Regions from separate parts of the Homo sapiens genome. Here region 2 is linked to region 1. A link is a loop called in an ENCODE intact Hi-C map of the cell type or tissue named here. Cell type or tissue: heart left ventricle. All regions are shown on one strand. Each heading gives the region's core, and the rest is flanking DNA. Links, peaks and the distances in the headings are about the cores only.

The links. A loop is a pair of places that touch in the nucleus more often than their neighbours do. Peaks named below come from ENCODE experiments on the same cell type or tissue, not always from the same donor. Only the 100,000 strongest peaks of a DNase experiment are listed, where the experiment ranks them.
Region 2: it touches region 1 in a loop (3-fold over the local background); 2 of 110 quality-filtered maps call a loop at or near these places.

The regions. Positions count from the first base shown.
Region 1 is chr7:112,131,005-112,139,345 of GRCh38, forward strand. All of the region lies in intron 1 of DOCK4 (dedicator of cytokinesis 4), which reads right to left. Among named protein-coding and RNA genes, the nearest start is that of DOCK4, 71 kb to the right of the region's middle. In heart left ventricle, for the core only: a CTCF peak has its summit at 3,267; no DNase peak of the experiment used is centred there; H3K27ac peaks cover 2,675 bases.
Region 2 is chr7:111,883,253-111,891,593 of GRCh38, forward strand. All of the region lies in intron 16 of DOCK4 (dedicator of cytokinesis 4), which reads right to left. Among named protein-coding and RNA genes, the nearest start is that of DOCK4-AS1, 79 kb to the left of the region's middle. In heart left ventricle, for the core only: no CTCF peak of the experiment used is centred there; no DNase peak of the experiment used is centred there; H3K27ac peaks cover 674 bases.

The DNA.
Region 1 (8,341 bases), core at 29-8,028:
CAAGTTGGCATAGAAATACGGAGGCTGATAATAGTGAAAACCTACGTGACATAAAGGAAATGGCCGGCCGTATGCCATAAATATGTCTTAAAACTAACAAATGTGATCCTGCTTCTTGTAGTTTTTGAGGGGTCTTCTGTTCTTTGAAATAATCTAAAACTCACAGCATGAGATACATGCTGCTCACTAGATGAGATCAGCTCTCCATTCAGCACTTGAGATTGTTTTAAAAGCGCTGTGGCCCATAACTAATAAATCACTCCATGGTGACTACAGTGTCAAGTATATGCAGCCATGTGATTCCCTGTGTACCTGGGAAGGGCAAAAGGAGGCAAGCAATTCAGCCAGGATACGGGGATGCCAACACAAAAACTCCAGGGTAGATCCTTCACCCGTATGTGAAACTTAGTTGCCCTTGGTTTTATAGGACAAGGAGAGAGGAAACCAACTATTTTCTCATACAATAAACCATGGGCTCCTTAAGGGTGCCCATGTCTTATTTCTCCTCATATCCCCAGCCCCAAAGACAATACCTCTCAATAAATGTTTTTTGACTAAATGAATCAAAGATAGAGTGAATGTATGCATGCATTGTACAATGCAGGAAACAGCTAAAATGTGATACATACATTATTTATTCACTTTTTTTGTTACAACATATTTATCAGGTGCCTATAATGAACCAAAAATCATGTCAGCTAATGAGAAAGAGAAAAAAAAATCATATGGCATAGTCTCTGCCCTTAAAGATGTAATAGGAGAGACAGACATGAACACTAATGACACAAAAAAGGAGGAAGGGAAAAGCACAAAGTGGGGTTGTAACACACTTCATGGTTTCAAACTGAACTATTGGTATGGGGGGAGGAGGAGATGCTTTTAAATTCTATCCCTAGAAAGACGCCAGTGTCCTACAGGGAAAATATGCAGGGTCTGGAGGCAGAAGACTAAGTCAGACAGAAGAAAAAAGGGATCCCTTCATACAAGCATCATCATTGTGAGCCTGAAAGGCTTTCAAAAATCTCATTTCGGGCAGATTTATTAATATCTGCATTGAAGGCAAGGATGAAACGAGCATGGGGTGGGAGTTTGGCAGCCCTTAGACCATTAGGAAAACAGTGGACTGCCACAAAGGTTACTTCTCACTTTGATAGGATCTCATAAATCCATGTAAACTGGCCCCCTACTTTAGAGCCGGAGGACATTTTCTCTGTGGTTGCTTAGTCTTAACTACAGGGATTGCTGAAGAGGTTTAAGTCACACTGTTTCAAAGGCACAGTTCTGCTTGAATTTAGGTTCATCACAGTTAATGAAGCAGAAACGAATCCTTTTGCCATCTCAAAAGGATGTCTAGGTATCACAAACAAAAGAGTGGAAATTAACCAGGAAAAATCTGGGATAAAAACAGGACATTTGGTCATCCCAGCCTTGTGGCAGCTCACACAAAGGATGCAATGTTAAAAATAGCATCAACAACATTCACACAGAGATGATATCTAGAAACAACACAAAGATTGATGGCATGCCTGCCCTGAAAGGACCTTAAAACAGGAAGCTATATAGAGACCAGGCATGCATACACACAAGCAAGGCAGTTAAGCAAATGCTTTAATAGAAAAAAGGGGCGGGGGGAGGTGGGGAAAGGCCTTTGGTCTTGCTATTTCACCTCCATTCAATATCCTTGGTTATTGGATATTGAAAGTATCCAATACAGAAAGTAGGAGGGAACATGGGACACATGCAAAAAGGTTATTAAAGGATGGGCAGAATACTCTCTGGCCTTACAGAATTTACTCCTGGTTTAAACTTCTACTTGGGCACCTGGCCCACAGCTTGACAGACCCACTTTCGCTGCAGGATTCATTAAGCAAGGAAGCTCCTACAGGCCAGTCTTTACTCTTTGTCAGGAATTCTAAGTGTCACTCCTGAATTTCAACTGACAATGGACAGAAGTGAAATGGATGAATCCAGAGACTGGTATTCAGGGCTCTTAAAATTTAGAATCTCAAATTCCAGGATGACCAACTGCCTCTAAATTCCACAAGAATTTTCTACTTCTCTAATATTGAAGTCCTTCTGAGACTTCTAGGTCTTCATTCCAACCCAAATCCCAGAATAGGGATACAGGTCATACCGCATCTCTCTAGTGTTTTGAGGAGAGGTGACAGGCTATACTGATGGAGGCCATGTGGGTGCCTGCGGGAGCTTCTGAGACCTTCAAATGCAGAAACATTTTGCAGGGATAGTTCTTCCTAGCCAGAGAGAAACCAAAATAGAGTCCAGGGCTGATCGAGAGAGAATTTACTGTTCCACTCCACAAATGTTCTTATTATGAGCTTTTTCATATAAATGAGCACACTTTCCTGCTTAATCTTTTATTTAGGCTCTTTGATTTTACACCTCTTTGCCTGAATGAAAAAAAGTATGCTATAAAAAGGCTGCTTGGCCCAGGTATGGCAGCTCATGCCTGTAATCCCAGCACTTTGGCAGGCCGAGGCGGGTGTATCACTTGAACTAAGGAGTTTGAGACTAGCCTGGGGGACATGGTGACACCCGTCTCTCCTAAAATAGCCGGGCATGGTGGCGTGCACCTGTAGTCCTCGCTACTTGAGGGCTGAGGCAGGAAGATTGCTTGAACCTGGGAGGTCAAGGTTACAGTGAGCCGAGATGGCACCACTAAACTCTAGTCTGGGTGCCAAAGTGAGACCCTGTCTCAAAAAAAATACGTAAATAGAAAATTTTAAAAATTAAAAAATAAAATGGCTCTTTGGATGTACGGTTATAAAGGACAAAGACTGCTTCTTTGGAAGAGTGCTGTATACAGGTAGGTGGTTATTAAGTGAACCAGTGTTTCTCAAACTGTGAGTTATCTCACATTAAGGCTTCCTCAAATGGTTTGTGAAATAATTTTTTTTTAACAGACTGGAATGGAATGGAGTGGGATGGAATGAAATAGAATGGAAAACAAAATACTGGAGTGTACCACATGTTGTCAGATTAGCTATTATTTGGTAAAACTTGTGCCATGGTAGGAGGCCAGAATGATGTCAATTTGACATTTAGAAAAATGTAAATGCAATGTTCATATTACTTTGAATACTTCACTGCATTACAATGCTTCAGAATCGTTTCAATTGTAATTAGACTAAGTCTCAGAGTCCATAATTTATAGAGTTAAGACAGATTAACAAACAGGGTGGAGCTTTCACTACAATAGCAACACTCTTCCTCCCTGAGGCTCGGAAAGCCAGCAGTGACACCAACAGCTTGCGAGAGGTAAACACCCTATGCCAAACCATCAAAAACCCTATACATCTCAATCTCTTCCACAAGCATCTGATTTCAATATGGCAGGTTGACCCAATAAACTGTGGAAGGTATAAAAAGTGTTTTTACTTATGTCTTTAAATAACTCTAAAAGTGTAAACTTAATGGCTGGGCACGGTGGCTCACGCCTGTAATCCCAGCACTTTGGGAGGCCAAGGCGGGCGGAACACAAGGTCAGGAGATCGAGACCATGCGGGCTAACATGGTGTAACGCCGTCTCTACTAAAAATACAAAAAAAATCAGCTAGGTGTGGTGACAGGCAAGTCCCAGCTACTCAGGAGGCTGAGGCAGGAGAATGGCGTGAACCCGGAAGGCAGAGCTTGCAGTGAGCTGAGATTGCGCCACTGCACTCCAGCCTGGGCGACAGAGCGAGACTCCATCTCAAATAAAGAAAGAAAGAAACAAACAAACTTAATAAAATATCTAAGACCAGAAAAATAAGGAAGTGGATTCTAAAATTATAAGTATATCAAGGTGGGTTTCAAAGTGCCACAATGCATTATCCTATTTAATAAGAAAACGCTATGCTTCAATGAGGCATATTCCATTTCTCAGAATAAAAATAATACATCATAATAAAACACATTTACTTCAGTAATTTCCTTAACCAGTATTCACCTATGATTGCTATAAAATTTATTTCACCATTAAAACATATATGTGTGTGTGTGTGTATATATATGTATACACCAAAAAAAACCCCACAATTTTTTGTTTAATCAATAAAGTCCTTTCTGTATAATTTACTATTTCTAAATCCTTAGTTTAATTTTGCCTTAAGGCATAATTTGTTTTAACTGAGACATAATTATCTGATTGTGGCTCTTTAATTCTTTTATATTACTAAATTGAAAGTTGGTATATTTTTCAAGTAAATATGATTAAGGCTTATTGATAAATATAGATTGAATTTTAAGTCATTTTAAAATAGTTAAAACCATGGAAATAAATAGCTTTTCATTAATATATTTACGCTTTACCTTTTTAGTCTTATGTTTTTGTCAAAACTAAGCATCTATCTATTCTTACTTCTTCTCATTATACTTCCCTGATGCAGTACCATACACACTGTAGGTACTTGAGAAAAAAAAATATTTTCTGAATGGAAAGACTACATAAGACATGATAAATTTATTCCAATACCCAATTATAGTCTAACTTATTTATTAAATTTTATTCCCTAAAGCAAATTCTTATTAGCTATATAATCTATCTCCTTTAATCAACAGAAAGCCATCAATCCAAGCATTCAGTATTACATCCACTTGACTATCCTGCCGCCTTGATTAAGCTGCCTGTAGACTGCTGTGCAAGGAATTAAATACCATCTAGAATAGAAATTCAAACACCAGAAACTTTGAAGAAAAAAAAAAGGTAACCAATAGCTTTTTCTATTTCTTTTTTCCAAGAGTTCCATAAAATTGTTATCAGTCCTCTCACCAAAAAAAAAAAATTGAACCAGTACAAATTACCCCGAAGTTTAATGATAAAAAATTGAATTTTGTTGCTTTCCTGGTGGAATATCTGAAAGGCCAACAGAAAATAATAAGAGAAACCAACCCTTATTGATTTCCTTCCACATTCTTCCTAATTCCAGGCCACCTGCCCCAAATGATAATCTAAATCTTCAGCCAAGCTGAGAAAACCAAGTATTTGGCAACCATCAAGAGCTAATCAGATTTTTCCTGTGTCATACACCAGTGCCATGGGTTGAAAGGGGAATTATTTGGGCCAATTTCCAAAGATGCAGTGAAAATTAAATACCCTCTCAGAAGTTTTGGCCTCAGTGTGGCTTATAACCCAAATCAATAGCTTGTAAAATTTCAAAGCTCTGAAGACAATAAAAACAAAAAGAATGAAACCGGTTTCATTTTATAGCTAATATGTTTTAATATCAAAAGAAACATAGAAACTATGAAGGACTAGCAACACACATAAAGCCATTATCTTGTAGATTTTTCTCTCTGTGGTTGATCTCACATTTGCAATCCCAGAGTAGCTTGTAAATCACTCAGCCTAACATCATGCCAGAATTCCCACTCCCACAGACAAGTATGATGCACTTAGGGAACACAAAATAATTTTTATTACCTTAATCCAGACAATTACGAGAAGATAAATCTGCTACAAAATGCCATAATTCACTCGCTCCCTCACACATGCGTAACACCTATGTGTCAAGCCCTTTGCTGGGGGATGATGTGGCAAACAGAATTGTGTCCACCCTCAGAATTTATACTTAGGCGGAAGACAAAAGACTGGATACAAATAACTGGAGTTCAAGGTCAAATGTTGTAACTACTATCAGGCTGGCATAAACAAAACACACTAGGATTCAGGAAGGGGCAGAAATTACCTCTAGTTTATGTGATCAGGCAGGGCTTTTTGGAAACAGACCACATTTAAATTGGGTCTTGAAGGATGAATATGATTTTGAAAGCAGAGACTGATGGATAATTTGAAAAATGAAAAGAGAGAGAGAGAGGGCTGACATTTTCCAGAAGGCTAGTATGTATGCCAGCACTGTGCTAGGAGCTTTTATTTATGATATCTCATTTATTTTCAATGGGAAAGCAAAATGGTATTCAGCTATGGAATTTGGGAGAGAGGCAAAAAGGTGGGGAAGATGGGTTGGGTGAAAAGGCAGAGTGCCTCCAATACTGAGCCAAAAAATCTGAACTTTACCTGAGGAAAAAATGGGAAACTACCAACCACGTTTAGAATGCCAAAAGAGAAAAAGAGAGAGAAGACAGCAAGAAAGAAAAGGTATTGAGTCATACATATTGCTATAGATAATTGGTACAAATAACTGCCAACCACATTTAAATAATTTTTTTATCATAGCTTATGTGATGCCTGTATGCTATATTTCATTAAAAGTTTTGGAAGGATTCTAGAAGATAATTTATTTCACCTTCTACTCAATTGAATAAATCCCTCTACATCATCCCAGAGAGTTCCTCCAGCCAGTCTCAGCACCTGCACAACAGGGAACCTCACAGCGAGCTCCTGCTATGCGTCAAGGCCTCTGTCAGAGGAGGTTACATTTCTCCACAGCTTGAGAGGTTGCAAAGCATTTCTTTGAGCTAAAATCTCCCTTGTAGTTTGGTCCTTTGGTCCGAGATCACACACAGGACAACATTTTTCCATCTATTCTAAGACATGCTTTTTACCCATTTCAACAACTATAAAATCAGAGGGAGGCTTACCATCAATTCTGCATTATAACTTTAATAGGCAGCAATTTTTCTGAAAGGCAAATAAAATAATGACTCATTTTATAGCCAGTGGTATCTCAGATGCAATAAAACATAGTAAGATAATATTTTACATAAGGTTGGCCTAACCCTTCCTCAATGGCTAATCTCTTTTCCATATTTGAGAAATGTCCTCAAAAGTAGAGATACCAAGCCAAGGTTCTGCAGCCATACACTCCTCAGCCCAGCAACAGTCTTCCATTTACTAGCTCAGTGACCTTGACCTGACTCACACCTCTTTATAATTTTAGTTTTCTCATCTGTAAAACAGGGCTAACAATAATACTTGCTTCATAGGCTTTCTGTGTGTGCATTACACTGGATAATACACATAAAGTATTTGCATAGTGCTTAGCACACAGTCAACATTCAGTAAATGTTAGCCATGATCATAATCAATCATCATCATCATCCACCTCTAGATTAAATAATTTCTTCTCTACAATCATCTCCCATATGACATACTTGCTAAAACTTTTGTCTACTTCTGGGTCCACTCCAATTTGTCAACACCCTCCTAAAAAATGTTTTGTCAGTTCTCCTGGCTCCCTTCAAACCTCCTATTCTGTTATTTCCCTTTTACTCTAAAGACAATGATTTTACTATCTTTTCAGTACATCCTTATTGGTCCCTTTAGTTGTGTCACCTTGACTATAGTTTTTAGGAAAACTCTTAATTATCACTGTTAAACTGTAAAGTACTTACTATTTTGTCACACCTGGCTACTGAAGTATTTTGTTGGAAAATGGACACAATATGCTCTCACTGGTTTGGCATACATATGGTATGGGAGGACAATTACTGCCCTTACTTTTGATAGGCTTTCTCTACTTATAGAGCCTAGGTTACAGTCTCTCAGATACAGATGAAGAAGAATGGCCAAGAAAGTATTTGCAGAAGAAATTTTTACAATTTACATATTCAGGCAGCACATGTTGAGACGAAGTATGAATACCAAAATGACAGAATAGCATACAGGAAGAAGGCAAGGGCAGTTCCCAATTCCAGGAAGTCAGAGCTATTAACAACACACCTGCCCATACCCAACTCCCCCACAATTCTCTGTTCCTGTTATGAGCTAAATGTTCGTGTCTCTCAAAAATCCATATGTTGACTTCCTAACCCCCAATGTGACAGTTTGGAGATGGGGCCTCTTTGGTAGGTAATGAGGTTTATATTAGGTCCTGAGGGTGGGGCCCCGTTAATGAGATTAGTGCTCTTATAAGAAAAGGAAGGCAGAGAAAGATCTCTCTCCATGCACATGCACCAAGAAAAAGCCACAGTGAGAAGGTGGCTGTCTACAAGCCAGGAAGTGGGCCTGCATTATAATTTCAACTCTGCAGGTTGGCCTAACCCTAACCCTAACCCCTCTGCAGGTAGGCAAGAATCAACTGTGCAGGTACATTGATCTTGGAATTCCAACCTCCAGAGCTGTGAGAAATAAATGTCTGTTTTTTAAGCCCCCAAGTCTGTGGCATTTTGTGACAGTAGCCTGAGCAGACTAAGGCAGTAATTGGTACCAAGAGTCAGGAAAGAGATAAGAAACCGGTAGCTTCAACAGTCGCTGCAAATCCTCCTGTAACCAATTTGTGTACATTAAGAACCAGGGCCTCTCAGATCTAGGAAACAACTGCAAATGGTATGGAGGCTGGCTACCACTATATCAACAAAAAAGCTACTTCAAGTAGCAATCACAAAAAATACCCCCAAAAAGGGCTGAGTCTTTCGAACAAAGACATTAATTCCCAAAGCAAAT
Region 2 (8,341 bases), core at 72-8,071, 250 kb before region 1:
GGCAAGTCAAAGCATGAGGGCAGCACCCCACATTCACCCTATCTGGTCTATAGTGTTGGAAACATCCTTTGATCTCTCATCTCTATCCTGATTTGGGTTCCATATGTCTAACCACCACTTCCTAGTGTGACTAAGTCTCATGCCAAACCCAGCCCAGACACTCTGTCCTGCTATTTCCAGGCCTCCTCCTCAGGATTTGGAGCCTGCCCTGGTCTAGTATGATCCATCTGTTCACAGAAATTCTGCCCCTGTAAACATATCTCTTATTAACTCTCCTCCCCCTAACTGCCTGCCATCTCTGCAGCACTTCTGCAGCCTCTTGGAATTCCTGCTTGATATCCCATGTAGCTCAACTGGTTGCCATGGGATGGACCACTTGTATGAGTGAGGGTGTGATGGCTGTGCTGTATCCTTAGTGTGTATCTATGAATAGAAGACTTGGCTGCTTTTCCATGGGCCAGGAAAAGGTGATGTGGTCAGGTCAGTTCCACCAAGCCTTCATTCTCACTTCTCCCCCAGCCTGGAGGGTCCAAGACCTCAGCATCTGAGTCTGTCTGAGTTATGACATCTTGATAGCTTCTTACAGCTAAACTCTATCACCCTTGCTCAAGTATAAAATATAATAAATATGAACAATACTCTGGACATAAAAGTTATTTCAAGAGCTTTCAGCAAGAACACTGGGGTGTGTGTAAGAGAGATGGGGGTAGCAGGAGAGAATTCCGCCCATCAATTCAGTGAAGAAAAACATGTAACTACTCTTTGGTCTCTATGAACCCTTTTATATATTTACCAGAGGTTCAAATCTGATTTTTTTATCCAGTAGGATTACACTAGATAGGGGGTTAGGTTTTAATCTATTTCTGAAAAACTTAAGCTATCACACAGAAAATATAGCATATCTTTTATTGTTCCTTGAGGTTTTCAGCACGCACCCTTAATATACCATACAAATACTGGAGATTTTTAAGGCAATCCAAGCAACTACCTTTTATGAGTGCTTACTGTGTGACAGGCACTGCTCTGCACTGCGTGTATATTCTCTTCTCACACAATCCTTGAGGCAAGATATTGTAACGTAAGGAGCTTATGTGATTTGCCCAATGTCACAATATTAGAAAGTATCACAGTCAGAATTTGAACCAAAATTTGTATTCACAACTACCATATAACATTGCCTCCCTCTACTGTTGTTTTAGCCAAGTTTTGAATTCAAGTAATTAATTCAAACATTTTTAATTTATAGATAAAATACTGCATGGTAGGTATCGCTAGGAAAGACCAAAAATGGTTAGCTTTTCAAAAGAAAGGTATCTTTGTGGGAGACACCCTGAGAGAGGGCTCAGAGTGGTATATGGAGCTGAAATAATTTCAAATGCAATAAGCTCACGAATCTTATAATGAAATGGCTAGTTTATGTCTTCAAATCATGCAGGGAGCAAAAGGGATCATGCAACCTGGATAAGGTAGGGAGGAAGGGCAGGTGGGAGCAGATGGGGCATAACACAGGAGCTTAGGAACACAACAAATGTGCTAGAAATCATTCACTCTTTCATTCAACGACAAGGGATAGGGAAGAAATGGGTTCAAGAGCAGTGAATAATACAAATGAGGTTCTAGAAGGTAGACTTGTAAGGCAGAAACAGCTGTTGCCTAGAGTTTAAGCCAAAAGGTTATCCAGTTTCCTAATACTAGAACCAGCCAGGGAGTCAGTAAATTCCCCAGGTGGGAAAAGGGTCTACTGTGAGTGAGATTTTGAACTAGAGTATGGACTGGAGAAAACAAATGGGAATAAACAGTCTTCCCATTAGGTGAAAGGCTAAGAGTCAATGAAGTCATAGAAATGAGGCTGGAAAAGTATGGTTTGGCACTGCCTGTGCTTTAATTGGAAATATTAAGTGCAACAGAATAGTGGTTGGGTGCTTAAATGCCTAAAAATCTGAGCAATACAGGCTCAACAGCACCAAACTGCAGATGTGAGATTCTTGTGCTGCATGTAATTGAGAGATGGCTTTGTTACCATGGTAAAATCCAGCTATACTCCTAACCTGGATGGGGTGGTTAAATACGGATCATTTGCATTCTGAGGAATACTTGTAAAACCACAGTTTAGGCTTTCACATAGAGAATATTTTTTCTACCAAACCCAGTGAAGGCATGGAGCATGGCAATGTGGATATGAGAGTAAGAAGACACTGTCTTCTCTACTAGAGAACTCGTTTTCTTGTGGAAGACACAAGCACAGCTAAAGTGTTACCAGTGTTATGGCAGATGTATGCTGGCAGATGGATGAGGGAAGAATTAATGAAGCCATTTGTTTTTTCCAGGGGAAACAAGGCAATGTGACCCCGGCTTCTTGAAGCTGCTACTGGACTGGGGGAACAAAACGATGTCACTGTAATAGTGAAGGATAGTTCTCTGCATTTGCTATGTTGGAATCTGTGCAAGTTATCTTAAAATGGCATGGAGATAATTTACAAATTAGAGAGGAGAGAGATGAGAACCATCCTTGCTTTACTATACTTGGAGTCTGAAATCAGATCTGGCCAGAGAGATGTGCTCCCTCAGACTCTTACAGAATTATTAAAATGCAGGCTTTGCAGCAGCAGCAGCAGCAGTAGTAGTCTCATCTTCTTTGAGATCATATAGTTTGGCTCACAGTGTATTTCTTTCTCTGGAATAAAAATCAGTTGGTACAGCAATGAATACTGCATTATGTTCTAGGCTACTTTTTGACTACTGTCTTAGATATGTGAAAGAGAATGTCAGTGGTCAGTCCCGGACAGTGTTCCAGAAGTGTGATATTTGAGTTATACAAGATATATGATTGAGAGATCCACATCTACAATTTACTAATTTAAAAACTGGCACAGGAATTCATGGAATTAGTCAAATTAAGGGGTCTGTAACTTGTGAAAAGTAGGTAATCACATTAAAAAAATACAGTATGGTAGACAATCCAGTTGAAACTCTGTATTACCAGTTAATAAAAACCAGATTTAAATAGTTTTTGGAGGAAAATACCTTTCTTTGGGGAACTTTTTCAAAATGAGTAGTCATCCTTTATGTCATTATTAAAAATTTATTAAATTCCAAATATTTGTCAGCCTTCCAGTTTAGCATTAAGAATGTAACAAGGAAATGAACACAGTCTCTGCCCTTGAGGGCACTGCATGTCTGATCTCCACACTTATCTGTTAATACCGATTACAACACTGGGATAAAGACCACTAGAAACCAGTTCTGCTGGGGAAGGGAAGGAAGACCTTATCGAAAAGGATGGTCTTTGATCTGAGGTCAAAGGACTATTTGACCTCAGTTGTAAAGGATAAAAGGGTCATCAAGCAGGCAAGGGAGGAAAAGTCAAGGGAGGGAAGAAACAATACACTTAAAGGCACCGGGGAATAAAAACACACGTATGAGACTATGGGGACACGACCATTCAACGCAATGTGGGATCTTGGAATGGATCCTGGAACAGAAAAAATGACATTCGTGGGAAAAGTTATTGTGAAATCCAAATAAATTCCATGTTAACAGAATTGTACCCAGATTAATTTAGTTTTGATAAATATACTATAGCTTATATAAGAGGTTAACATAAGGAGAAGTTGGATGAAGGTTATATGGGAATTTCCTGTACTATTTTTGCAACTCTTCTATAAATTTAAAATATCTTTAAAATAACTGCTAAAAAAAAGTACGGGCATATTGAGGCAACTATACATAGTTAAGTATGTCTGGAGTAGGGAATTTTTCAATACATAAAAGCCTTGGGATTACCCCCAAATCTCTTGAATAAGAAAAATCTCAGGTGGTTCTAATACTCACCTCTGGTTTAAATTCCTTGGATTAAAGTATTATCGAGGAGGTGGAACTGACCAGTCATGCAACCAACTATTTAGACATGGTGGGTAAATGTGACAAGAGAAGCCTGTGACAAGGTTTCTCTTCATGGCAGGAGTGGATGGAGACAAGACAAAATGCTCAGTTTTGGATATGCTGAGTGTGCAGTGTCTTTGGGAAGACCAACTGAAGATGTTCAGTAGGCTGGTAAAAGTTTTGCACTAGAAAAACATATCTGGCAGTTAACAGCATAGCTTACCTGCCCAAATGGATGAGATGGATCTAGAGAGTATAAGACACAGATGGTAGCCAAGGGCTAAACCCCTGGTAACATCAACATTTAAGGTATCCATAAAGAGAAATGAGTCCTCAAAGAGGAGGAAGGATGAAACTCAGGAGCACATCGTCAGGCCAAGGAGTGTGGGATTTTCAAGAAGTGTTATTAATAGTGCTCTATGCTATAGGGCAGTCAAGTATGGAAAGGTTTTTAAAATGTCTAGTGGCTTTAGCCCCTGGCTGGGCACTAGTGACCTAAAGGGGAAAAACTTCAGTTGAGCAATGAGGATGTGAGGAAGCAGAGGCAATGAGGGAAGACAGACATTTCACGCAGGCTGCATGTCATGACGGGAAGGGAAGAAGGAACATGGTGCCTATTTAAAAAAAATTATTAAAAAAAAAAGGCTTGAGCATGTTTATGATCTGTGTGAATACTGCTGGAAGAGATGCAGGAGGAAGAGAGAGGACATTGGGAGGGGCAGGGTCCCAGAAGAGTCAGGAGGGAGGGAGATCCTGAAGGAAGTAGGTGGAAGAACTAGTCTTGAAGCAAAGGAATCCTGCCCAATCCCCTGAGACAGGAAGCCGGAAGGAAAGGAAGGATGCAGATAAGTTTGCAGGTGGCAAGGAGAGAGCACAAGAAGTTAAGGAAGTTCCTGTCTGATGGCATCTGTTTTCTCTGTTAAGTAGCTGGGAAGTGGTGGGGTAGGGAGAATGGTAAGCTCTTGTAAATAGCTCTTGTGAGGACTAGTTTGCCTGCAATGTTGATGGACCCACATCTATACCCAGGTAGATGCTAACCTATAGCAACTGTATAATTTCTTCTAGCAATGCCCTAATCTGTCAGCATTGCCCTCTCCTATCCCCAGCCCTAATTTCTTCTAGGGCTGGGGATAGGAGAGGGCAATGCTTACAGATTCATCTAGGACTATTTTTTATTTCCTATGCAGGCACAGTAGAACTAAGGATTAAGAGATACCTTAGATAACAATGGGAAGAAAATAGAGTGGTCTAGTGGAGGAGAAAAAGACTGAAAAATAGGCATAGTTAGAAAATCAGAAGGTTGAAAGGCTGTGGTCAGAATATTGGGAGTTTATGATTTTTGATATGAAGTGCTTCTGGATGATTTCATCCACCCATCTATCTAATCAGTGGGAGATTCTGATGGGTAGAGAGGCAATACAGCCTAGGGTGTGGCCATAGTGAAGTAGAAGGCAAATGGAGGTAGCTAGAGTTGAAGTGGCCAAGAAAACAAGAGGACAGGAAGTTGGACAGTCAACCAGAAGGAGAAGACTCTGAACTAGGAACTAGACTGATTGTGGAAAACTAATCAGCTACTTACCACACCACTCCATCTTCCCCCCTCTTCCTCACTGGCCCTCAAAATACAAGTTGGTGGAAGACAGTAACTAGGACACATGGAAAATTGCAGCGCTGTATGGAATGAGCCTTATAGAGGATAGGGGAGCTCTTCACAAGAGGGTGGCGAAAGAGTATCTCTGGAAAGCGTTAGGGTATTTGGAGACAGCTGACCACCAGACACTAGACACCTGGCTTAGGAAGAGGGGCTCTCTACTCCAGCAGCTATACAGGAAGCCCTCTCAGCAGAAGCAAGTCAGGTCTCACTTAAGGCAGAACATTTTGGGAGAGCTGAAGATGTAGCAGTATGAACTGGTTAGCATTGAAGGGGCTTTCTGCAGGTCACTTAACTATCCCTAAGTGCTAGGACTAAGTCTACCTATTAAGATAGCTTAGTGTTTTCCCCCCACTGTTCAGCTTATGTGTTCAGCTTGATATGTTTTTATACTAAACTTACCAGGTTATTTATTTTAAAATGTTGCAGATGTTTTTTAATTTCTCTCACAGCATGTAATGAATGAAGTATCAGTCAAGTGATCAATTCTTCTATACCAAAGCCTGGGGAAGACAGATATGTTCCTGGCTTGTCTAAGATTTATAGATTATGGTTATAGGGTAAGTCTTTTAGAAGAGTTGGGGGAGCATATGGGGTTCACTGGGGAGCATATGGGGTTCACTGGGCAGCAGGCTAGATTGCAATCCTGTCAGTCTACCTAAATTTTCAGATTCCCCTCATCTTTTCATTTTACTTATGAATGCAAACATACTACAGGAAAAGGCTACACTGAAGTTTGAGATAAGCAGAGAACAGTAGCTTCTACCTGGATTTGAGAAGTCCATCTCAAAGGTAGTGGCCAGTGAAGTGTATTTGTTGGACTACTATGGACCAAGTTAGGGACTAGGATATAGCATAAGAACCTGAAAACTTGTAGAGAAAAATGTGGGCCACAAAGGGTTTATGGACAAATTTTTAGGTAACAAAGGTGAAATAAGTTACTCCACAATAGACTTTTACTGTCTATGTCATCATATTAAATTAATCCCTCTCCAACCAGGAAACAGCATCACCTTCTATTTGGCTGACTTTGTACCTGGCTCTTTTCCTTCTTGAATGCCTTGGATTAGGAAGCCAATAAACCCCGCTACAGGAAGCAGATTCTCTACTAAGCAAAACTCTAGCTTGTTTGAGTTGGGCACTTCTGCCATGGTGGTTCTTGACAATCAACAGTGATGAATTTACAAAACCCCAACTTCTCCAAGGCAGACGGTATTATTACTATTTTCTTACTGGACCTGAGGGTGTTTCCGAATGTACTTCCAGTGACTAAAACTCCTCCATTACAGTGAGTCAGAATGAATGGGGACTTGAGCACATAGTTACTGTCTTCCTAGGCCCCTCTTTTTGGATTCTCTCATCAATCTCCTCAAGAGATTTGACTTTTGGAGAACAAATTTGCTTCTACTCATTCTTTTTTATTTTATTTTTTGCTTCATTCTCTTTTCTTAACTTTTTCTTAATTCTTTTTTCTTAACTTACTTTCCAGCAGGTAGCTGAAGAAGCTTAGCCAAATACATTCCTACAAAGTTAAGGAAGACAATAATTCTAATAGAATGAAATACCAAAACTTAAGATTAAATATGGTTATTAGCGAACTAGCAATTCCAAAGGGAATTTTTAGGCTTATCTGTCAGCCATTTGGAGATATCACTGATGTTCTGGGGGCTCTGGAAGGACAAAATCTCTAATGATAACTAAGTTATTTTACTTATTCTCCTAGAGCTAATGATATGCAAATTTTTATAGATTTCAGAGTTTATTTACATTGGAAACCACTCTAAATATGTAATCAATCAAGTGATGTTGAAAATGACCTTTTCCCTTAGGATTCCTTAGACCCTGCCTAAAAGGTGAGTCCAGGTCCTTGACAAAGTATTTACTATAACAGCTCGGTAAGAACGGTTTCTTTAGAACACATTGAGAAGTGAAGTCCAGCCATTGCTACAAAGGGAAACTACCTCACAAATTTAAGGCCTAAATTAGGATACTAATAGCCTTCAACACAGCAGATTTCTTCTTAGCTCACTGCAGGATTGAGTCTTTTAAACTAATACTTTACATGAAGAGCAAGTAGGTTTTAACCAATACTCTACTACAAACCAGAGCTATTCTCTGTATCATATCTCCAAGACAGATTTAAAGACACATTTTTAACGCAGTTTTTTTTCATCTCTCATCAACCTTTGACATCATGGGCAGTACCTGCCAATGAATGACACAGAACATGGTTTATAAAAATCCAAGACAATTAATGTTCCTTCAAAACCTTACCATAAACATTACTGTCAAGATTATATGACAGAAGAATGGTCTTCACTTACATAAAAGTCCAGAATTAAATAGTATAAAACAAGGCTAAGTTTAAATTTCTGTCTCTTCCTATTTTTGTTTGGTCAAAATGAAAAAAAAATTATTAATATTATAAAATAACACTTGTCCACTAACAAAAAATTTAAGCAATATGAAAATAAAAAGTCATTAATATTTAAGGATATCATTCCAAGCATCTCTGTATGCACATATACACATAAGAACATACAGTTAAGCAATTTTATAAAAATGGTATTATACTAAATATATGCATGTATAAAGTATTAACAATAAGCACTTTTCCATGCATATAAAATTATCCTGTAAACATTATTTCCACCTATATAGTATTTCATTCACTGTACGGGTATAACTAAATTTAATCAGATCTATGTTATTGGCAATTTAAATTACTTCCATGTTTTCCATATTTTAAGCAATCTGCAGTGATCATCCTTGAATCACCTTTGCTCACCTTGTCTTATTATCTTCTTC